Regions from separate parts of the Homo sapiens genome. Here region 2 is linked to region 1. A link is an interaction called in ENCODE POLR2A ChIA-PET data of the cell type or tissue named here. Cell type or tissue: HepG2. All regions are shown on one strand. Each heading gives the region's core, and the rest is flanking DNA. Links, peaks and the distances in the headings are about the cores only. Region 1 has its middle 7.1 kb from the start of CCDC201. Region 2 has its middle 230 kb from the start of IGFBP3.

Region 1 (12,488 bases), core at 746-8,745:
AACATGGCAAAACCCCATCTCTACTAAAAATACAAAAATTATCCAGGCATGGTGTCAGTCACCTGCAATCCCAGCTACTCAGGAGGCTGAGGCAGGAGAATCGCTTGAACCCAGGAGGCAGAGGTTGCAGTGAGCCAAGATCATGCCATTGCACTCCAGCCTGGGAGACAAGAGCGAGACTCTGACTCAAAAAATAAAAATAAAAAAATAACCAAGTTGAAATTAACTGACGACCTCCTTTTCTCACCACTTTCCTGTTTCTGTGGCCTTCGGGAAGTGACTTGGATTTGCCAAGCTGGCTTTTGTTCTACCTCTAAAGTCTCCAAAGAGTAATGGCCCCAGCGTCTCCTGCAAAAATCAAAATAAGGCAGTGAGGTCACTGCAGTTGGAAGTTTATGATTGTTTGTCATTATTTCTTTACAGAGCAGAGTTTGGTGTTTGGTAAAGGAACTGACCAACGGTTTTGAATTTTTTGACATTATTTTTAGGGTAGATGCCTAAGCAATTTGATTTCCAGAAGAAGAATGTGTGCTCTGTATTTTCTCTCTGACTTCCTCAGCTTGCAATCAGTGCCCACAGCTGAAATGTTTTCTTAATGAAACACATGAAAGAGGCAATTCTTTGGTAAATATCTAGAGGCCACCTGCTGTGTGCCAGGCAGTGTACTCCGCCCTGGATAGTTGTGCACTTGCTCAGCATTCGTCCCACCCATCCTCCCTGAGGTCTCACTTGTCCTGCATGTAGTGAAAATTCCTCCCCTCAAGGATCGATTTCCCAAATGTTTTCCTTGCTTGCTTCATAGCAACAGCAAACCAAACAGCCCCCAAATCAAGAGAGAGCTCTCCTCCTACTCCTGACCCTCTGTCAACACAGATGGAGCCAAGCCCCTCCCTACAGGCCTGTGTAGGCCGACTGTCCATCCGTCCATCCTGTGTGGGAGTGAGCGGCCCTGCCCTGGCAGGTTGGAGTTACAGCCGATGATGTGACTGCTCACACAGCCATTTCTGGGAACATTCATGAATCCCCAAGCCCCACTGCCCCCTGGCAGGGGTCACAGCCTGGCCTGCCTTTGGTGGTCCCAGTGCTCTGACTCACAGCTGACTGGGGAGGCTGGGGAAGTGCCCAGGGGAGACATGAAAGGAGGTGCATCTCTCAGCTCTGGGAAGTGCAGGGTGGGCCCTGGGAGAGAGGTCTCCGGACCTGCTGCACCTCAGCCTCAGTTGGCCTGACCCTAACCCCATGACTCTGGTCTTGCTGTTCTCAGTGCCTGAACTTCCATCACCCTATCATGCTTATCAAGTCCATGGTCTCTTCCATCCATCCCGGAAACTCTTTCTTGCAGGACTCTATCCTGATATCCCCCACCTCCTGCGGCTGCCCCCTCAGAATGAATTGCTCTTCCTTCCAGCTTCTCCATCTCAAGCTCCCAAGCTTCTGTCTGCATTCTTTCCCTCACCCAACAGTGACCGCAGTGGAGTGGAAGGGAGGTACCCTTCCAATGTAGGGCAGGTACTGAGCTAGGTGTGGGGGAAAGGAGTGATGGGATGCCCTACACTGAGCCACAGTCTTGCCCCCATCTAGCAGGAGGATGGTCTGTCAAGGGCGGGCTACTTACAACCTGACCCTTAGGATAAGTGAGGTGGGAAGAGACAGCAGGTCTATTTGTGTCTGGGTACGTCTCCATAAGCTGCTGGCCATGGCTGGTCTTGGAGGGTAAGTGGCCTTCCCCCAAGCAGCAAAGGGATGGGGTGTGCAATGTGGGAGAATAGAGATGATGGTGGGATGACAGCAGACAGCTGGGAAGAGTGCAGTGTGTTCAGGGAAGAGCCAGTAGTTCTTCCTGCTGGGAGCTGGAATAACAGGCAGGGAGTGGCAGGGGAGCAGGCAGGGGACCAGGCACAAAGAGGCCTGGAGGCTGTGCAAAGGGGTTTAGACTCCTCATTAGGGCAGCAGGCCACCACCACAGGGGTATAAGCAGGCTAAGAGAGTGGATATCCTTAGAAAGGAGGTTCTGAGTCAGGCAAAGTGGCTCACGCCTGTAATTCCAACACTGAGAGGCTGACGTGGGAGAATCGTTTGAGGCCAAGGATTTGAGACCAGCCTGGGTAACAAAGCATGACCCTGTCTCTGTGAAAATAAAAATAATTAGCCAGGCATGGTGGTGTATGACTGTAGTCTAGCTATTCAGGAGGCTGAGGTGAGAGGGTCACTTAAGCCCAGGAGTTTGAGGCTACAGTGAGTTATGATCACACCACTGTACTCCAGCCTCGGTGGCAGAGTGAGACCCTGTCTCAAGAGAAAGAGAGAGAGGAGAGAAAGAAAGGGAGAAAGAATGGAGGAAAGGGAGGAAGGAGAGAGATGGAGAGAAGGAAGGAAGGAAGGAAGAAAGAGAGAGAAAGAAAAAGAAAGAAAGAAAAAGAAAGAAAAGAAAAGAAAGAAAGAAAAAGAAAGAAAGATCGGTTCTGGAAGATCACCAGGGAGGGAGCCGGCGCCTGGGGACCCCTCATTCCTGCACCCCTTCTGAGCACCAACCAGACACCCAGAAGCTGAGGATCAGCCATGAAGGAGGCAGAGCCCCACCCTCAAAGATGTAGAGGGGGAAAAATAGTAAACAAATACTTTAACAAATGCACTGCAGCTTGTGATTAATGCATGAAAGAAAGAAAAGAACATCAGGAAGGGGAGTATGGAATGATGCTTCAGATGGGATGGCCCACATAGTGACCAAAACTGGTGAGAGGAAGAGTTAGAGACAGATAAGAAAAGTCAGAGAGCCATAGACGAGGTCCATGCCGTAGCTCAAGGCCCCTCGGACTCCCTGGAGCCAACTGCACAACTGTGTGCTTCCGTGTGGTCTTTGGGAGTCGTCATCGACTCTAATGGGCCTTTGACCACCCAAAGGTTGAGGACCATTCTGGCCTCAGTTATATCTTCATGGCACTGTTCCTTCCTCCTATGACCCCTTCTCCATCCCTGGGGACCCACCATAAATGTCCTCACCTCTGCACAGCCTGATTTCAGTGCCCCCCTGTGCAATCCTGATGCTTGATCTCACATTGGGTTATACTCATGCTGAAGAGCTAAAATAAATGCCTATCTACGTACTTCTGTGTGTGTGTGTGTGTTGGGGTGTGTGTGTGTCTCACCTGGTTTAGTGAACAGGGGACAAGCACATAGATGTCCTTCTGTCCAGCACCACACAGGCACCAATAGGTGCCCCATGCCCATTTGATAAAGAACTATGAATCCAATTTCACAGGACACCTGGAATCAGAGCACCAAGAGCAGGGAGGGGTGGGGGAGCTAGTGTTTCATAAACGTTTACTATACTGGGCATACCTCATGCCAAGCCACACATGCCAAAGTTGCCAGTAGGTCTCATCACCACCAGCTGGAGATGAAGCCCCTTCTTCACCCGAATCAAAGCCTTTACCCTTCCTGCCATACCATACAGGCATTTTATGTAGGCTAGGGCCAAAAATGTCTGTATGTGCAGGGGCAACTGGGAGCATATTTTGGGAGGCAGGGATGAACAGTTGTTTGGGGTAAGTGTGGAAAGCTTTCAGTGCTAGACATGGAATTTGTATTCAATCAACTGAGCAAAAAAGGGTATTAAACCGGGGACCAGGAGACCTCCTGCCGCATTGCAAATTCTCTGTGCTGCAAAGAAAAGGAAACCACTATCAGTGATTCAGAAAAGGTGAGGGACACATAATCATAGCAGTCCCATTGTGTCACTCCAGGGGGTGCCTATGAATAGGGCCACACACGGCCTCTGCCAGCAATTTGATGGCACTTCAGAACACATCTGTCTTTTTCTTGTGGGAACCGCAAGAACAAATGTTGACCGTTGCACTCAACAACTCAACTCTGACAATTGTGTTAGCCCTTGAAGGGGAGGTCATGAAAGCTGGGAAGTATCAACAGCAGAACAGCTCTGGAGCAAGACCGTTTGTTTTTGTGCCTTAGATTTCTATGTCCTAGCATGTTGCATAAAGCCCCTGGCCTCAGTTTTTTCACCTGTAAGATGGGGATGATGGATTGCCTGGTACAAGAAAGCACTGCATGAACAGGAGCTATTGTCATCCTGAGCAGCACGGTGGCTCGTTCCTGCCAACGGCAGAGGCTGGGACCTCTGGGGTGGTGCAGTCACACGGGTGCTTCCATCATCTGCTCTTCCCAATCCTGCCTTCGTGCAGTGTGCTGCTTACTCACCAGCAGCTGAAAATTGGGCAATCCATGCTCTGAAAAACAATACAAGAGTCAAGGGCAAAGTCAAACTTTCAAAGGGAAGAAATGCTGCAATCCAGGGACACCTCAGAAAGGAAGTTGTTTTTAACACGGGGAAAAAAAACAAAGTGATGTTTTGCTTATGTTCCATGATCAACACAGGGGATGATGTAAATCTGTGCAAAGGCCCGACGTGCTGCCCTTATCTCCCAAGCTGATGAAGGACACTGCTTGGCAAACTGATGGGAAAGTTTGAAAAAATAGCTCTCGCCCACACTCCCCACTAATCAAAGTGGAAAAGTCACCTAGCTCTTGTCACGTCAACAAAACCCAGTTTCTAAACACAGGAGGAGCACAGATGTGTCCAGGCCAAAGCCCAAGGGACCCTGTCAGAAGACCAGGGTCTGAATCTCAGTGTTGGCGATGGAAGCGAGGCCATCCCGAAGCATTTGCATTCAGGGTGCAGTGGGTTGGGTGAAAGAGGGCAGGTATCAAGTGCCAAACATAGGGCAGGTGCTCTTCGTCTTCATTCTGTTATGCTCTCCCCGCATCAAGGCTGCTCAGGTGACAGACCCCTCCTAATTTCTCACCTCTGGTAAAGGGGGGTGGGTTAGACCACGGTCACTCACTAATTGGCATTTCTACCTAGATGAGTAGAAAGGCCCATCCCCAGGCCCTACACCAACCCCAGACTCCGGCCTCTGGGGGCGCATCCCACACTCTGTTACTAGGCAAGCCGCCTAGGAGAATCTGTTGCATGCTCAAGTCTGAGGCCATGGGTTCACAAAGCACTTCTGGGCCCGCACTTGCACAAAACCACTCCATAAGAAGTGAGAGATTAGGGTAATGGACACATTTGAGGGAAGAAACAAAGAGGCAGAGCTATCATTGCTGCAGCTGGGTGGTGAGAGGGCCTGGGTGGTGGAGGGAAATGAGGACGAGCCACCAGGACACCAGAGCTCCCTGTTGCTCACTCCCAGGAGACACATGCATCTCATTCCCCCAAGAATCTTCGCCACCCATATAAAAACTAAGATGATTTGGTAGAAGATGACACTTACCCGGACCATGCATGGGCTTCAGGAAAGTCACGACTGTACTACGTTAGATGTGGTGTTGTTTGATTAACCCTGAATTCACTAGATGGTGGGAAGTGTCCATCACTTTGGTGAGGTGAAAATTCCCATACCAGTTTGGCCCCGTGAACTCATGCCATGACCCCCATGGGGATTCTGTCAGCAAGAAACCTCAATGTGCTTGTGAGGCCATCAGTCCAACACAAACACCAGGGCTGCCACTCACCCAGCCCATAATAGGTCACCCCACAGGGGCAGCAGGACCTCTCCCACCCCAGGATGGAGCTGTCAAATTACTGTCCTCAGGTCCCCAGGCCCTTGCTGCACTCGCTACACACACTGAGTTGGAGCAAAGCCTGCCAATTACAACACGGCGGCAAGCACTAAGGACAGGTGACCCTGGCTCTGCAGGACTTTGCGACATGGCCAGGCAGCAATGACCCTGAGGTAAAAAGAGTGGGAGTCTCATTCCCCAAGTCACAGTGTGCCCATCACGTGGGGTACCATCACCTGCATATAACGTGCCCATCACATGGGGTGCTGTCACCTGCATACAGTGTGCCCATCACCTGGGGTGCCATCACCAGCATACAGTGTGCCCATCACCTGGCAGGCCATCACCTGCATACAGTGTGCCCATCACCTGGGGTGCCATCACCCGCATATGGTGTGCATATCACACAGGGTGCCATCACTGGAGTTACCGTATGAGGATCATGTGTTTATGAAAACCACAGCATGTTACTTTTGGGGGACTTGGACTGTGGTTTGTTTCCAACTTTTCTTCATTACAAATAATGCTGCAATCATTTTAATCTTTCCTTTCCTTTCCTAATGATATTTTCTCAGGATAAAATTCCAAGTTTAAAATAATAAAATAATAAAAAATAACTCCTCTTCATCTCAATTTAAACAGCCAACAACAATGTATGAGAGTATAAGTTTCACTTCAATATCAGCAGTATTATATGTTGACGTTATCATGTTTGCAGATTCAGTAACTTTATTTTTTTGTGTGTGAAGACAGAGTCTCACTCTGTCACCCGGGCTGGAGTGCAGTGGTGCAATCTCAACTCACTGCAAACTCCATCCCCCAGATTCAAGTGATTCTCCTGCCTCAGCCTCCCGAGTAGCTGGGATTACAGGCACCCACCACCATGCCTGGCTAATTTTTGTATTTTTAATAGAGATGGGGTTTCACCATGTTGGCCAGGCTGGTCTCAAACTCCTGACCTCAAGTGATCTGCCTACCTCAGCCTCCCAAAATGTTGGACTTACAGGCATGAGCCACTGTGCCCAGCCAGATACAGTAATTTTAAAGCAATACTGTGTTAGGTTATTTTGCACTTAGTTGATTATTAATGAAGTTTATAGTTGATATGGTTTGGCTCTGTGTCCCCACCCAAATCTCATGTCAAATTATAATTCCCACTGTTGGAGGAGGGGCCTGGTGCGATGTGATTGGATCATGAGGGCAGTTCCTAATTGTTTAACACCATCCCCCTAATGCTGCTTGTTTGAAAGTGTATAGCACCTCCTCCCCATCACTCTGCCACGTGAAGATGGTGCTTGCTTCTCCTTTGCCTTCTGCCATGATTGTAAGTTTCCTGAGGTCTTGCCAGAAGCAGAAGCCTGTTCAACCCACAGAACCATGAAGAGATTAAACCTCTTTTCTTTATAAATTACCCAGTTTCAGGTATTTCTTTATAGCAGCATGAGAATGAACTAATGCAGAAAATTGGTGCCAGGAGTGAGGCATTGCTATAAATATACCTTAAAATGTGGAAGCTACTTTGGAACTGGGTAAGGGGCAGAGATTGGAACAGTTTGGAGGGCTCAGAAGAAAACAGAAGATGAGGGAAAGTTGAGAACTTCCTAAAGACTTTTCAGATAGTTGTGACCAAAATGCTAATACTGATATGGACAATTAAGTCCAGGCTCAGGAGTTCTCAGATGGAGATGAGGAACTTATTTGGAATTGGAGTAAAGGTCAATCTTGCTATGCTTTAGCAGAGACTAGCAACATTTTGCCCCTGCTCGAGGGATCTGTTAAACTTTGAACTTGAGAGAGATGATTTAAGGTATCTGCTGGAAGAAATTTCTAAGCAGCAAAGCATTCAAGACATGACCTGGCTGCTTCTAATAGCATCAGCTCATATGCATGTGCAAAGAGATTATCTGAAGCTGGAAATTATTTTTAAAAGAGAAGCAGAGTGAAAAAGTTTGGAAAATTTGCAGCCTAGCCATGTAGTAGAAAATAAAAACCCATTGTCTAGGGAGGAATTCAAAGCTGCAGAAATTTGCATAAGTAAAGGTGAATCAAACGTTAATAGCCAAGACAATGGGAAAAATGCCTCCAGGGCATTTCAGAGACCTAGGGGGGCAGCCACTCCCAACACAGGCCCAGAGGCCCAGGAGGGGCAAATGGCTTTGTGGGCCAGGCTGAGGGCCCTGCTGCTCTATACAGCCTTGGGACATGGTGCCCTGTATTACAGCTGCTCCAGCTCCAGCCATGGTGAAAAGTGGCCAAGGTACTGCTCAGGCCATTGCTTCAGAGGGTGTAAGCCCCAAGTTTTGATGGCTTCCACGTGGTGTTGGGCCTGTGTGTGCACAGAGGCAAGAGTTGAGGCTTAGGAGCCTCTGCCTAGATTTCAGAGGATGTATGGAAATGTCTGGATGTCCAGGCAGAAGTCTGCTACAAGGGCAGAGCCTTCATGGAGAACATTTATTAGGGCAGTGTGGAAGTGAAATGTGGGGCTGAAGACCCCACACAGAGGGCCCACTGGAGCACTGCCCAGTAGAGCTGTGCGAAGAGGGTCACCATTCTCCAGACTCCAGAATGATAGATCCACTGACAGTTTGCACTGTGCACCTGGAAAAGCTGCAGGCACTCAATGCCAGCCTCTGAAAGAAGCTGATGGGGCTGAACCCTGCAGTCCCACAGGGGAAGAGATGCCAAGGCCTTGGGAGAACACCCCTTGCATCACTGTGGCCTGGATGTGAAGTCAAAGGAGATTGTTTTGGAGCTTTAAGATTTAATGACTGCCCTGCTGGGTTTCAGACTTGCATGGGGCCTGAAGTCCCAATTTCTCCCTTTTGAAATGGGGGCATTTTCCAATGCCTGTACCCCCATTGTATCTTGGAAGTAATTAACTTATTTTGGTTTTACAGGCCCAAGGTGAAAGGGACTTTCTTTGTCTCAGATGAGATTTTGGACCTGGACTTTTGAGTTAATGCTGTAATGAGTTAAGACTCTGGGGGACTATTGAGAAGAAATGATTGTATTTTGCAATGTGAGAAGGGCATGAGATTTCACAGGGGCCAGGAGCAGAATGACACGGTTTGGCTCTGTGTCCCCACCCAAATCTCCTGTTGAATTGTAATTCCCAATGCTGAAGGAGGGTCCTGATGGGAGGTGATTGGATCATGGGAGTGGTTTCTAATGGTTTAGCACCATCCCCTACTACTGCTTGTTTGAAAGTGTATAGCACCTCCTCTTCCTCTCTCTCTCCTGCTCCACCATGTGAAGGTAGTGCTTGCTTCCCCTTTGCCTTCTGCTGTGATTGTAAGTTTCCTGAGATGACCTCAGAAGCAGAATCCTGTACAGCTTTCAGAAACGTGAGCTGATGAAACCTCTTTTCTTAAAAATTACCCAGTTTCAGGTATTTCTTTATAACAGTGTGAGAACAGACTAACACAATAGTTTTCCCTGCCTTGTGGTGCTTTACAAAGAGTACTGACCACTTATTTACATCCTGGGGTCAAAAGAAACCTAGAGCACACTGGTTGTGTAGAAAACAACATGTTATCTGTTGTGGTGGAGTTTCCACAAAAATATATTCAATGGAAATGGAAATGGGGGCAGAGAAGGGAAATGCAGGTGGAAAATCATGACTGTAACAATGTGGGTAGAAGATGTAGAGAGAGAAGGTGCTAAAAGTTGTTGAGTTTACCACATGCCACACACTGTCTTGAGGATTTTCTACACCTTATCACAAGACCCAGTGAGGGGCTCTCATCGTCCAGGGCTATGTGTCCCCTCCAAGGCCCATGTCAGCAAGATGACAAGAGCTGGGCTCTGAACCTCATCCTGCCACCACTTCCACAAGCACTGTATGTAACCCTAATGGGGTTTCAACATGGCTGACTAGCAGCCATACCCAAACTGGCAGCTTGGACTTCGATCGCATCTGAATTCAGAGCCTGTGTGTCCTGCGCAGTGAGAGGTTTGGGATTCTGTGCTGCAGAGCTTTCCTGGGACCCAGTGAAAAGAATGTGTCAGGCTCTAGGCTTGGACCCAGGAGCTTGCAGGCACATGCATGGCTTCTCCCCTGGCTGCTGCCCAGTGATGGCCATGACAGCACCTGACGGCTGCCACCCAGTGCCAGGCTAACACCACTGTGTGGAAACACACTTTGATTTCCCAATTATATTATTCACAGACACAAACAAAATATCCTTACACTGCCCAAACCAGTGTACCTATGTGCCAGGAGGTCACAGAGACCTGAGATTCAGGAGGTTGGGGCAACCCTTAAGTCAAGAGGTCAGGGCAACCCTAGAGTGAGGAGGCAACTCTGGGGACCTGGAAGTCAGAAAGCCCTGGGGGTGGCCTGGCCAGCTTTGTGCTGTATTTTGGGACATGAGATGGGGTCCAGGCTAGGTCCTTGGCAGCTCTGTGATCTTGGGCAAGTAGCCTGATAGCTCTGTGCCTCAGTTTTCCCATTGGCAAATGGAATAGCACCTGCCACATCAGATTTTTCTGTATCAGTCCTTGTGATAGAAAATAATTACACTATAGGAGGTCAGGGTTCCTCACCAGGTAAGAGGGTTGTCATGGTAGTCATTTGAGTTACTGTTTTCTTCCTTGTGCTCAAGAGGGCCCTCTGGGAAAGTCATTGTGGTTTCTTCGTCCTCTACAAGATTCAACATGGCCTCACCCTGATGGCTCTCTGATGCTGTCTGCCCCTCTCTCCTGCCCTCTGACCCCTTCTAACCAGGACACACTCTGCTGTCCTCTTGACTCCCCAGCATACTCTCCCAGTTTTAAGGTCTGACCCTTAATTCCATCAGCAAAGTCTCTTTTCCCATGTGACAGAACAGATTCACAGGTTCAGGGGAATAGGGCGTGGTCATCTCTGCAGGCCACTATTCTGGGGCCAAGTGGTACTTCTGACAAATACTTGTCATGTGCATCTGTTTCATCCTTGCCTGGAACTGTTAAGGTCTTATGACAGGGAACTTAGACTTTTGTGCTTTCAAAAGTAATTCAAGACTCCAGTCTAAGAACAAACCACTCTGTCCTCAGTCACGCCCAGGTGGCACATAGTGCAGGGAAGAGAGACCTGAGCAGGAACTGGGAACCGGGACCAAGCAGCCCCCGCTGCTTCACTCCAGTATTCTGCACAAGCCTCTCCCTTCTGCTGCCCTCAGTTTCCCCATCTGGAAAATGAATTGACGGTGCTAAGGGAGCTTTACCTTCAAACACTCTTATTCATTAGGTGTTGTTTTTAGAAAAAATGCGAAACAATTAAGTGATGTTAAAGTTTATCCACCATCCTGCCATCTGGATGTCACAAACGCTACCATTTCTGTGTGTCTCTTTTTGGATATGTGTGTACATATGTGCCTGTGTTAATTTTGTTCTTTTTTTTTTTTTTTTTTTTGACTGAAGCCTCCTCCTCCCGGGTTCAAGCAATTCTCGTATCTCCGCCTCCCAAGTAGCTGGGACTACAAGTGCACACCACCATGCCTGGCTAATTTTTGTATTTTCAGTAGAGATGGGGTTTCACCATTTTAGACAGGCTGGTCTTGAACTCCTGACCTTAGGTGATCCACTTGTCTCAGCCTCCCAAAGTGCTGGGATTACAGGCGTGAGCCACTGTTCCCAACCCTGTGTCATTTTTAAAATGAGATCACACTATACTGTCTATTCTATAGCTTTTTTCTCCTTTAATATATCACAAACATCTTCTCTGTAGTGTGTGTATGCACACATGTGTACATCCATGCACATACACATGTTCATACTCACATACTGGCTGCAAAGTATTCCTTCCCTCAGACTCATTCTAATTTATTTCATCAGTGTCCTTTTCCTGGCTTTGCACACTGCATCTACTTGGGCTTTTAAAGATAACACTCCATGGCTACCAGTAACAGGAAATAAGGAATGACTCAGTTTGATTATCTCCTGACATACTCATACAAGTGGAATTGCTGGTTCAAGGCCATCCATACTTTTAAGTGTATCATACATTCACACCAACTTGCACTCCAGAAAGGCTGTACCCCTAGAGCCCCACCCCCAGGGTAGAAGAATTTCGAGCCACTCTCAGCACTTGAACCTGGAGCCAGTCACCCGGCTGTGTTGCTCTGCGCCAACCAGGGCAAGTTGGGATGGCTCTCTGACAAACCCTTTCTAGTGCTCTCTGAAGCCTCAGGAAGAACCCAGGATTCAGGGATCTCAACCTCTCTTGCCACTGAGTGTTCTGAAAGCGGACAGTCAGAGGGTGAGGGTGAGCATTCACCGCAGGCCTCAGCTCTGCGTGCTGTACACAGGCCTGGGTGCTGAGAGCCGCTTAGCTCTGCAGCCGTGCCTCCTCATTTAGGTTCCTATGTGCAGATGTTTCAGAGCTGGGAAAGCCCTCACATAGCACTTCATTTTACAGAGAAAGGAGAGAGCCAGTGACAGCATTCATTCACCAAAATCACATGGCAACTTAGTGGCAAAGTTCAGAAAAACAATACAGAGTAGCAAGGGATAAAAAGCACTTATTTTGGAGTCAGACAGTCCTGGGTTCTTGTCTTGGTTCTGCTAAATACCACTAGGTAAACTCCAGCAATTTGCCCCACAACTATGGGCTGTCTTTCCCTTATTAAAACAGGCTTACTGGCCGTGCATGGTGGCTCACACCTGTAATCCTGGCACTTTGGGAGGCCAGGCGGGCAGATCACGCAGAGTTCGAGACCAGCCTGGGCAACATGGCAAAGCCTGTCTCTACAAAAAAGTACCAAAATTAGCCAGGCATGGTGGCATGCACCTGTAGTCCCAGCTACTTGGGAGGCAGAAGCAGAAGGATCCTTTGACCCCAGGAGGCAGAAGTTACAGTAAGCCAAGATCACATTGCACTCTAGCCTGGGTTACAGAGCAAGATTCTGTCTGAAAAAAAAAAAAAAAAA
Region 2 (12,488 bases), core at 1,920-9,919, 270 kb before region 1:
GGCCACAGCTCTGGGTGCCTGAGTCGTGCGTCATCCACAAGCAAGGGCACTGCTCATGCTCCTGTTGCCAGTGGGCAAACCAGGGCAGGACTTGATGTTATTTGTCCCATTAATCATGATCTTGGAGAAAAAAAATCTTGAGATGACTATTTCAGCACACCACATAGTAACTGAATGTTAGTCACATCAATCCATTTTCAGACAGCAAAGGAGGCAAATTTGAAGAAGCAGAGTAAGTACTTTGCACTATGTGGCTATTGTTCACAGATAACCAGATGTTAATTAAAGAAGGAAAAGACTGAAATCGATCTATTACCCTGATTACACTAATCCTTCACTCCTGTTTGCAGATTAAATGGCCAATACATTCTATCACTGCATTGATTCAAACTATGGGCCCAGGGACCCTCTTCCTCAAGACTTCTAGACAGGATTTTAGTTATCTAAACTGTAACTAAATTTTAGTTTGTCTTTGTATCTGTATTTGTTCTTTCTTCACTCTTTGCAACCAACCTAGACCTTGTTCTTAAGGAGTGAGAGGGGGCAGAACCTTTTTTTTTTTAGTCAATGATGTATTTCCTCAGGTATCAAGCACATAAAGTGAACACAAAGGGATAGTACAGATTTTGGAATTAATTTTTCAAATTGTATTGATAATGGAGTGCTGACACTTGGTGAATTTAGTTCTTCTCTATTGCATCAGACAAATCTAAGGAGTGGAGTCCTCATCCATGTCGTGGAAGTCTCATCAGTGATTTCATGCCAAGTCAAGGCCGATGCAGAGGAAGTAACTGTGGACCAGCAATGAGAGATTTGGCTTCTATCCCTGTGCCATCCTGACTCCCCTGTGACTTTCCCTGTCTGTAAATGGAGAATCTTGGAGTCCCAGGCCCCAGCTGGCAGTCACGATGGTTATTTGAGCAGAACCCTTGCAGTGTGGCATGCTTTGGAGAAGAGAACCAGCACGTGCTAACAGCCATTGAAGAGCAATGACAGCACTGCTCCCATGTCCACTGAGGAACAGAGTGACTGCTGTTCCTCTTGCTGGTGCACCGTTCTCCAATGACACTGGCGGAGAGTCAAGGAGTGAACTGGGAGAGGAAGCAATTGTATCGGAAAAATATCGCCTAAACAGAAGAGTTCCCCAGAAGCTCAATGTGATAGTTAACTGCATGTGTCAAATGTGCTGGGCCACAGAGCCCAGATATGGGATTAGACATTATTCTGGGTGTGTCAGTGAGAGTGTTTTGGATGAGATTAACATTTAAATTAATAGGCTGTGGGCAAAGCAGGACCTTTGGCTGTGACCAAAACCTATCCCCATGGGATCCTGTAAGACACAAATGAGGAAACCTCAGCCTGCCCCACTTTTGTTCCCAATGGGGCACGTAGGAAGGGCAGCTTCACCATAGGGCTTAAAATTGGCCCTTAGACCCAAAGCACTTAGACCTGCATCCTACTCAGGGAATCTCTCCTTTATTATTGCCCCTCAAAACTTGATACCAGTTTCTCCAATGTTTGATTCAAGTATTAGAAAATGCTTCAGAATATCCATTGAAAGAGATAAAGGCAATAATAAACAACTCTTCATTAAGTATCTACTATATTCATAGCACTGTTATATCCATGGGACAATAAAGTAATTAACCTTCATGCTGAACTTTCCCATGCATCTTACTATTTGCTATTAACAAACATCTTGTGAGAAAAAGAATATAAGCACATGTTGTAGATAATGAAAATGAGTTTTAGAGGGTTCAAATTGAGTTGTGCAATGTGAGGAATGTGGAATTTGGATTCAGGTGGGCGGTTCATCCTAACCTTGAGAGTTTTACTACCATGAATCTGTCTTAGAGGAGAAAGCATCACTGACTTCCCCTGCATATTTATGGACTCAAATTCATCATTGCTTGGTCCCCAAGCACCTCCACCTCTATATTGGCCTGCAGCTTAGGGGAGTGTTTTTTTTTTTTTTTTTTTGAGACAGTTTCACTCTTGTCTCCCACGCTGGAGTGCAATGGCACTATCTCAGCTCACTGCAACCTCCGCCTCCTGGGTTCAAGCGATTCTCCAGCATCAGCCTCCTGAGTAGCTGGTATTACAGGCACCTGCAACCACGCCCAGCTAATTTTTGTATTTTTAGTAGAGATGAGATTTCACCACGTTGGCCAGGCTGGTCTCGATCTCCTGACCTCAGGTGATCCACCTACTTCGGCCTCCAAAAGTGCTGGGATTATAGGTGTGAGCCACCACACCCAGCCAAGGGAGATTTTTATATGACCATTTGGAGGAAAATTCTGTAAGCAATATAATTATTATTTTTAAAAATTACCTTTCTCTTATAATTTATAAGAAATATATCAGTCAGGAGAAAGAGGCAGAAAAAAACCAATCTAAGTAATTACTGGTCTTCTCAACTGTCAATCCACATCAAAATTAAGCCTGCTCCATCTTTGTTGCCACGCTCATAATTTATGAAATATTTGTCACTGCATATGCACTTTGCACAGTTGAATTTATCATGAGTGAAGTGTTTCATTTGTTTTCTCAATAAGCTAGCATTCTACATTTCTGCAAGGGTAAGTATGCAAGTTTTGCACATTAAAATATACATAGAGGTCTCATTAGTAACTTCAAAATATTCTCAGGTCAGTTTCTGAGGCAGGAAAGCATTTCTCAAGGGTCGGCTAGGTGTCAGGTGCTGGGATGGGGCCTTCACAGTAACAGACCAGGGGCTTCTTCACAAAGCCTTTTGTTTGGCAGGGTAGGGGAATGAGTAACAAATAAACAAGAAACTGCAGGACTATTATGATTGGAATGAAGAAAGCAGCCATCTCAGGTGGTCCATCAAGGCTCCTTTAGATCAAGGGAAAAGAAATGTCCCTTAAGGAGATGGCATTTGGGCTGAAATATGAATGTGAGAAGGAGCCAACAACTCACCTTGCAAACATTCTAGGAACAGCCTTAGGCGGAGGGACAGGTGCAAAAGCCCAGAGGCAGGGATGCTTGCACTGGGGCGGGACAGAGGTCAGCACAGCAGGGATGACATGGTTCCCTAGGGGGATGCGTGAGTCCTTTTATAATAAAATATAATAAAACAGTACAATAAGGCTTAATCTCACAAGCAAGTGCTCCAAGTCATAGCCGAGACAACATCAGATTCCTTCAAGTGGAAACTGTGATTTGTGGGATTCCAAATGAAGAAGAACCTTAATATTTTGTAAAGAAAAGGAGTAAAGTTCAAATTAATAGGGGAAAAAATGGGGAGACAGTTCAGAAAGCCCAGATGCATGTTAGGACTTTCAGGAATCATTTGAGAAAAGATATAAAATATACAGCTTTGCACCCCACTTAAGACAAAGCAGTAAACAAATCGATGCCATATTTGGTTATACTAATTTCTATTTTACTCTAATCCTCAACAATGCTAAGGGAAAAGTCCAAAACAGCAGAGCGTAAGGCTCTCCAGAGGTGGAAAGCCGTTCTTAGGCAATCATGATTGGGAACACATGCTTGGCGTCATTCATCACAGCAGAGGAATCTCTGAGGAAGTGTCATAATTGGGGGTAGAAACATGAACAGATCTGTGAACCCCCAAAAGTTTTGTTTAAAGTATTTTTAGTAGACAAATAATCATTACATATATTTATGATGTCTAGCATGATGTCTTGATATGCGTACACACTGCAGAATGATTAAATGAAGCAACTGAGCACATCCATCACCTCACATACTACCTACTCTTGTGGTGAGAGCATTTAAAATCCACCCTCTTAGCATTTTTTAAATATACAACATATTGTTATTAACTGTAGTCACCATGCTGTATAATAAATCTCCTGAACTTATTTCCATCTAATTGAAATTGTATTTCCTTTGATCAACATCTGCCCCACCCCTTCCCACTCCTCCCCACTGCCCCCAGCCCTTGGCAACCAGCATTCTACTCTCGGCTTCTGTGATTACAACTTTTTAAGATTCCACATATCAGTGAGATCATATAGTATTTGTCTTTCTGTATCTGGCTTATTTCACTTGGCATAATGTTCTCCAGATTTATCCAGGTTGTCACAAATGACGGGATTTCCTGCTTTTTTTAAAACTGAATGGTATTCCATTGTGTCTATAAACCACATTTTCTTTATCCATTCACTCAGTGATGGACATTTAGGTTGCTTCCATATCTTGGCTACTGTGAATAGTGCTGCAATGAACACAGGCATGTAGCTATCTCTTTGAAATACTGATTTCATTTCCTTTGGGTATGTGAAATTCTATGCATGTATCTTTCTAGTGAGTAGGTCTCAAACCTGTCTCAAAAATTAATTAGCTAATTAAAGGTAGAATACACTACAATGCTGACCCCATTTTCATTTATTTTGATCAAAATAAGAGATGTCAACTCAATGTTTTAATAAGTGAACTCTTCAAGATCTTCCCTGACAAATATTACTATTTGCTTCTAAGCAATGTCCTTTTACCCATGAGTTATAGTCTATGCTCTGTCACCACATTTCAGAAGTTGATGAACCTAGCAGACACTGTCATCAAGACAAGTTCCATTTTCCATCTTTCTAAGGAAGTTGTGAGGACGGAGCCATCTGTGCACTCTTCATGGAAACCATGGCCATTTGCAACAGCTGCCTGGGGAGAGCAAGTTCAGTGAGTCGGGAGGTTCCAATTTTGCTCTACCTATTTCAAGTTATCTAGTAAACTGCATGTGCTTCTGCTCATAAATTTCAGCAATCCCATTTTGGCTCCCAGACTTCCTGCAGAAGGGGTTATGATGTTATATGATTTAATGATCTGACAAAAGCTTTGTCCCCACAGCTACAAATCTTAGGCAATCATCTGTTCCAATGTAATGCTAACCTTATGGGTCCCCTGAGTGCAATTTTCATGGCTACCAGAGACTCCCTTAACTGGTATCTAGTTACATGTTTCGAGAAGCATGTTTTTCGTAATTTTTAATATAAACATTGCAGATATATCATGCTAATTGATACACACTACATATCTGCACCCTGACCCAAGGAGAAAAAAATTGGCAAACTTACAGACAAATTGGAGAAATATTCATAAGATGAGCTTGTTTTAAAGCAATATCTACATTATACATTTCTGAGAATATATTTTCAAATGAAATGTTTAAATTATGAGGTGTCTTTTCTTCTTCACTGGAGAAGAAACTGTCATTTTTGGAAAAAAGTCTATTCCACTTAACTATTTCAGAAAATTTTAATTATGTTAATTAGTCTAAAAACATCATGTGTGCATGTGTTTGTGCACATAAGTGTATATGTTTTTTAAGGAATAATGTTATGTTTGCAGAAAGCAAGGCAGAGAAGAATGATAATCCATAGCAATTAATCCCTGGTAACATTATAGGTTGACGTTTTCATTGCACTGTATTCATGATTCATAGAACTATCAAACTGCAAAGTACTCACATGTCATTTATTTGAACAAGCCTAAGCATAGGTGTCCAAAGTCCCTTAAGTGACACCCACAGAGACATTCTCCTGGTGCCTGACTGACTTTGCTAACAGTGAAGAAATATCTGTCTCTTGGGTTTAATACCTAGTGAATCTTACTGGCCACCCCCAACCAGGGGCTGGAGGGCAGGGGACCCAGAAATAACACTGGTAGAGGTCCGCCTGTTAGGGAGCACAGTAGGGCAGAAAGGGGTGCAGAGGAGGTCCCTGGGGCCAGCGGGGAATATCTGGCACACGCCAAATGCTCCTCTAGCCATTGGATGGCAAGAATTAAACAGTTCTTTGTAGTTCTCATTCAGAACTCTCAATCTCATAAAAAGGGATTAAGACCTAGATGAGGAAAGTGACCTCCCCAGGACCCCCAGAAAGGTAGCTGTGGGTCATCAGAAGACAGCTTTGAGACTCCTGGTACACAACTCTTTAGTCTGCTAGGTGGACTTGTCAGCTCCTCTTAGGGCAGAGATGATAGTCTGGTTGTGGAAGAGAACAGTGAAGTGTCCCTCACTTGGAGCCGACCCTGAATTCTGGCTTGAAGGATCTTGCAAGTTGTTTAATTGGGATAGTCACAGACAGCCTCTGCGTGCCTGAGATGAGTGGTCTCGACCTGAGGAGCAAAAAGGCAAATAGTGCTCCAGAACAAGTTAGCTCTTTTTAAGAAGCCAAAGTTAAAATTCTTGTAATCCTTTTTGGCTTGGAAATGGAAAAAAAAAATACAATCAGGAAAATGAGAATTAGATTTGCAAACGATATTTTAATAAAAATAGGATAATACAAAAATCTCATTTTAAAATTTGTTTAAAATGTATCCATTATGTTTTAATGATAACTCAGAGTTATCCCTGATGAGGCAACAGGAGGAGGCAGAGAAATGCCCCAACTTTTGAACTTTGTACGATGTACATGGGTGGCAAAGTTACCCAGAAACATGTGGCCTAAGCAGAAGCAAAGGTCACTGGTTTATACAAACTAAACAAAGTAGAGTGTCCTGAGGAACAGTGCACAATGCTGTCATCTAGCAACTGGGAGCCACTACTCTAGGGGCCTCTAGGGGTCTCTGACATCAGCTTTTGCCCTTAACTTCCCCCTGGCTACGTTTGAGACAGATGATCTTGTGGTGTAAGAAACCTCCAAGGCTGAGTCCCTGCCAGGTGATTCAGGGCCATGGAGAAAGCACTACCCTGCTTAGTAGAAATTCCTTCCCCAGAATCCTCGTTGGCTTGCCCTCAGGATTTTTTACTTTGTTTACTATGTTTTACTCAAAGGTGATATCACCCAAAAGGTGGGGAAGGCATTACACATTCTCTCCCCACACCATTTGGAAATCCCCTAACAAGCATTACTAAAGCCCAGCCCTGCTTAGCTGGTGAAATCTCACTAATCTCTTGCCCAGGGCACTGCAATTCCAGTGACTGGTCCACGTGGAGAATTGCTAAAGGAGGTTTCTGTGTGTGTTTCAGCTTGGTAGAGACAACTCAGCAGGTGATGCCTCCAGGCTGCCCTCAGGAGAGGCAGGTGCTTCACAGCTTCTGCTCTGCAGGCTCGACATCAACTTGTGACACTGTGGAAGGAGCGGGCACCTCACCCTCCACAGTGTGTGGCTAGAACAGTCATCCAGTCCACACAGCACTTTCTGTTCCACAACCAGCCCAAACTGCCTTTACAATGCATTAGAAAAGCCACCCTTCCTCCAGCAAGTAGTTGCTATCTGCTGCAACATAGTTGTCAGAAACATGTAGATCTACAAGATCTGTTTGTGTAGAGAGCCCCAGGATTTGATGCCCTAAATGGTGGGTGGACCAGGGAACATGACACTCCTTCACAGCTGTGGGACCTCAGTGTCAGAAGCATCAAATGATGTGTCTCACATTGCACTACCTAAAATGAGTTAGATTTAGTTCTGTGGGCTAAAAATGGAAGTGAGAAAGGAAAAAACAAGACTTAACACCACAGCCTGCTGATAATGGCCCGAATGTTTAGGAGAAATGACAATGTATCCTTAGAAGGATTTTTTGTTTTGTTCTGTTTTGTTTGTTTGTTTGTTTTTTGCTAAAGTCTCCAAGTTTTTCTTCCCCCTAACACAGGCAAATACACAGGAGTACCTGCTTTTCCTTTTAGATTTTCACCTGACTTTTAGGGTCACATGCATGCAAGCTGAATATGCTTTTCTTAGAGCCAGTGGGATTTGCAAGAGGAGTATGTCTACTGGCATTAAAATGAAAGTATTGTCAAAAATGTCAATGGTAGACCACCATAATGTGTGTGTTTGTGTGTATGGGCATGTGTGTGTGTGCGTGTGAGTGTGTGTATTAAAAATAAGTTTTGAACTTTCCTAGAAAATTTTTATGGTGGTCTACCGTTGACATTTTTTTGTGTGTGTCTACACAATTCAATATTACTCAGCAATAAAACGAAAGCCACTACTGATACACACATGAATGTGGGTGGGTCTCTAAAACAAGGCTGAGGGAAAGAAGCCGTGAAGTCTTTTCTACATGTATGCATTGGTTGGGTCGTTGGTTGGTTGGTTGGTTGGTTGGTTCTGACAGGAAGCATGTTGTTCTGGATCCAAGACAGACCTGATGATTCACAGAGCATCTTGTGTCAGTTCCCCATGCAGCCCCTCCCCATGGGACGATGCAAGAAGAGCAGTGGGCACCTACACATGTGATTTGGTTTGTGCCACAAGAAGGAGCTCCAAATCATAAATCTTGCAGCTTATGTGGGTGGCTGGTACAGCTGCCTGGCTCCCCCTCTGGAGGAAAGAGAGAAACCTGGTTTTTTTGTTTTTTTTTTTTTTTGACATAAACAGATCCTCTCAGGTGGGAAGGAGAAGCCTTCAGGTCCATTGCCCTTTGGAATGTAAGCTAATGGCTGCAGAGCAGATGAACCATAGTGTTTCTGGAATAACTCCCCATCTCTAACTTCCCAGACATGGTTACCATCAATCATCCTTCAGCCCAGGTGGCCAGGACTTTTTGCTTAAAAGCCCAGATCATGCAAAAACTTGAAAATATTCATGGAGTGTTGTTTTTTGACAGAAGCCAGACATAAAAAACTCCATACAGTATAATTTTTTGTTAGGAAATCTAAAACATCGAAGTGAATGTGTAGTCACTGAATGCAATCAGCAGCTTTCTGGGGCTGGGACAAGTTGGGTGATGGACAGTAAAGGGGAAATTTCTGAGGTGATGGGAATGCTCTATGTCTTAATTTTTGTCACAGTTTCACCACTGTAATATTTGTCAAGTTTCATCCAACTGAACAGTTAAAAGCAGAGCATTTACAGTCATGCTGGAATCCTCAGTAACATTGTTGACAAGTCCAGCTTGGACAGATTCCTTTGAGTTGTTTACATGGAGACTGGTGGGCAGCTTCCAGCCACACTGGCCAGTGCTCCTACTTCTATACCACTCTTTTATTCAACTTACATATAAATAGTCATGTACTGCATAACAACATTTTAGTCAATTATGGACTATATTATAGTGGCCCCAGAAGATGATAATACTGAATTTTTACTGTACTCTTTCTATGTTTAGATAAACAAATGCTTCCCATCGTGTTACAACTGCCTACAATATTCAGTATAGTCATATGCTGTACAGGTTCGTGGCCTAAGAGCAATAGGCTATACCATATAGCCCAGGTGTGTAGTAGGCTCTACCATCTAGGTTTGTATAAGTATACCCTGTCATGTTTGCACAATAACAAAATGGCTTAATGACACATTTCCCAGAATGCACCTCAGTTGTTAAGAGATGCATGACTGTGTATGACTTGTGTGCTTGGTTTCACGATATGTAAGTCAAATATTGCTATAGCAAAGGTACCAAAAACTGGAGCCTCTCATTTTCCATTTCTTATACTCTCAAGTCTCACACCTAGCAAATAACATGCTCTTTGAAATGATGATAATAATAATAATAACAGAATCTTATGTTTGAACACACTGCCACTGTAGGATGGCTCCCCAGCCTCAATCACTATATCAACAACATAAGAATGAGTCAGGTTTAGGGAGCTAAGGTTCTGCATCATGGTGTTACATAGCTAAGGCTTCATTGAGCTCTTCCTTTATATTGGTGTGTAGAACACTCAAAAGTAATACAACTTCTCTTTTCCTTTTTTTCTTTTTGCCATATGATATTAAAATTGATAGAAAAAGTGCAGCTTCTCTACAATTGCAACATGGAGTTACAGAAGAATGTTTAAGCACTTTTTTTGTCTTCCCAATAGCCACTGTTGCTAAAGAATGGAAATTAAGCCATATCCTTTAGCAACAGAGTGATACAGCTGAGCAAAATATTTTTAAAATAAATGTTTTTCTTACATTATAAAGATGACATGTTGTTGTTTGGGAACATTTAGAAGATACAGAAAAAGTAGAAGGGAAAAATATCAATCTACACTCAAACTCTTGAAAATTGGTTTCTGCCAAAAGGCCCATAATTCTTTTAAATGCCTTTTCCTCACCCCAGTGATTTCTTCATTTCTCTGCTTTTTAGACTCCTCTATCTCATGAGCCCAGAAAAAAGTCACTGCTCTTTGTGTTAGATATCAACATGACTTAGAACCATTGAGTTAGAATCTGGTCATCCCATATTCCATGTGGCAATGACACATACTATAGATTGAATCCACCTGGATAATTTCCTGTAATTCTTTAGTCTGGAGACATCTTGTTCACCACAGCCACCTCCCACTCATTTTCACACCCATCATCACAAGCTTTTCTTGTTAACAGAACTTCCAAGTTGCACCCACCTGTCCCCACACATGCATAGAATTCCTTCTCCTAAAATGGCCCTATTTTAAGGAATCTAAAATATTTCTTTAAAAAATCATGAGACAAATAAATTCCTTCTTCTACAATGGAAATAAAGGAGAATCAAATATATACAAATCTTGTCTTTGTGGATTTACAGTAGGGAATGTAAGGCACAAGCACAAAAGCACTGAGCTGAGGCAGAAGGTAATGGTTAGCTTATAGAGTAAGCAAAAAAAATGATTCTGAAAACACTATACATGTACACTACAACTGAACAATTAAGTAAATGAATGGCAGGTGGTAAGAGCCAGGTTTCTCACTGTGGGAGAGGCAACAAGCAAGAGAGGAGGCTCTAATGACCCATATGGTAGTGGATTAGTCTTGGAAACATCACTGTGAACTCATGTTTATCTTGATGTAGAGATAGGCACACACAGAAATGTGTACACATGCAGGTTGGTATGCATATGTATTTTCTTGCTCTGTCAGGTCAAAGTGCCTGCAAGCAACTATACCCCAGCACCAGCAAGCACAGGCACCCAGATCTTGGTGTCTAACATCATTCTCTCATGAAAGGAGCCAGGGGTTCTCAGAAAAATTGCTGATTCTAGGACTGGAACAGGAAGTATACGAGATGATCCCGAAGTATCTTACTGTGCCAAAAAGCGAGCAAGTGCTGAAAATAAAACCCAAAACAAACATGTTGGGGGCATGTCAAAGGAACACAGAAACCAACTGGAAAAGGTCTCAATGGCCAAAACTGAAACAATTTGAAAAACAAAAAGTAACATTGGATGATAATTCAAAATATGAAATAAATAAACATGAGTCCATACTGATCAAAATAAAACATTGAATAAATAAATAAATGGGGGTGAAGAGAAAAATGTCCTAGGCGGGAGCATTCCGAATAATTTATGTAGAAACTCTGGCCTCTAGAAGATGGAGTAAACTCTTCACCCCTTAAGTGTTGATTGTTGATAGTGTCTTCCATCCAAAGAGTACAGTATGAAAAGAAAACAAGTAACTTGACAGTAGAGAAATATCACCAACATAACCTCAGCCAGAGATCAGGGTCAACATTAACAGGGCGAAGTCATGCTGACAGTGCTTACCCTTGACAGGATGTGATGAAAATGGCCCTCTATCTCTGTGGCCTTCCTCCCAAGAACCTATAACCCCAGTCTGTTGATGAGAAAGACATTAGACAAATAACAGTTAGGGGACATTATACAAAACACCTAACCAGTCCTCCTCAAACTGTCAAGATCATCAAAAGCAACAAAATTCTGAGAAACTGTCACAGCCAAGAGGAGCTGGAGGAGACATAACGACTAAATGCCATGCAATATCCACAGTGGGATCCTGGATCAGAAAAAGAACATAAGGTAAAAATTAAGGAAATCTGAATAAAGTATGGACTTTAGTTAATAATAGTGTTGCAACGTTGATTCATTAATTGTGAAAAATGTACCATACTAATATAAGGTGTTAAACAGGTATATGGGAACTCTCTGCACTATCTTTGCAATTTTTCTATAAAATAGAATGAACCAAATGCCCATCAATCAATGAGTGGATAAAGAAACTGTGATATATATATATATGTGTGTGTGTGTATATACACAATGGAATACTATGCAGCCATAAAAAGAATGAATTAACAGCATTTGCAGTGACCTGGATGAGATTGGAGACTATTATTCTACATGAAGTAACTCAGGAATGGAAAACCAAACATTGTATGTTCTCACTGATATATGGGAGCTAAGCTATGAGGACACAAAGGCATAAAAATAATACAATGGACTTTGGGAATTTGGGGGGGAAGAGTAGGAGGGGAGTGAGGAATAAAAGACTACAAATATGGTGCAGTGTATACTGCTCACATGATGGGTGCACCAAAATCTCACAAGTCACCACTAAATAACTTACTCATATAACCAAATACCACCTGTACCCCAGTAACTTATGGAAAATTTTTTAAATTATAAATTAAAATTAGAAATCATAAAATTTATCTTTATAAATAAAAATTATATAAATTAAATTAATATAAATTATAACATGATTGTTATAAAGAAATAAATTTTTCTATAAAATAAAATTATTCTAAAATAGTCTATTTAAAAACAAGTAAATAGAAAGAGAAATGGAGATTCAGAGGGAAGAGAAGTGAAGAAGCATTTTTATGTCTATCTACGCATTTGATCCTCCTGGCAAGA

What was found. Peaks named below come from ENCODE experiments on the same cell type or tissue, not always from the same donor. Only the 100,000 strongest peaks of a DNase experiment are listed, where the experiment ranks them.
Region 2: POLR2A ChIA-PET joins it to region 1 with 11 read pairs; 2 of 35 experiments call an interaction of 5 or more read pairs at or near these places.

Annotation. Positions count from the first base shown.
Region 1 is chr7:45,873,924-45,886,411 of GRCh38, reverse strand. It overlaps a transcript of CCDC201 not described here. Among named protein-coding and RNA genes, the nearest start is that of CCDC201, 7.1 kb to the right of the region's middle. RefSeq lists a silencer at 78-295 and an enhancer at 7,344-7,862. In HepG2, for the core only: a CTCF peak has its summit at 3,741; DNase peaks (open chromatin) are centred at 791, 3,841 and 4,271.
Region 2 is chr7:46,148,612-46,161,099 of GRCh38, reverse strand. No RefSeq gene overlaps it. Among named protein-coding and RNA genes, the nearest start is that of IGFBP3, 230 kb to the right of the region's middle. RefSeq lists enhancers at 6,315-6,609, 6,757-6,826. In HepG2, for the core only: CTCF peaks have their summits at 6,531 (motif pointing right) and 8,227 (motif pointing right); DNase peaks (open chromatin) are centred at 5,489 and 6,459.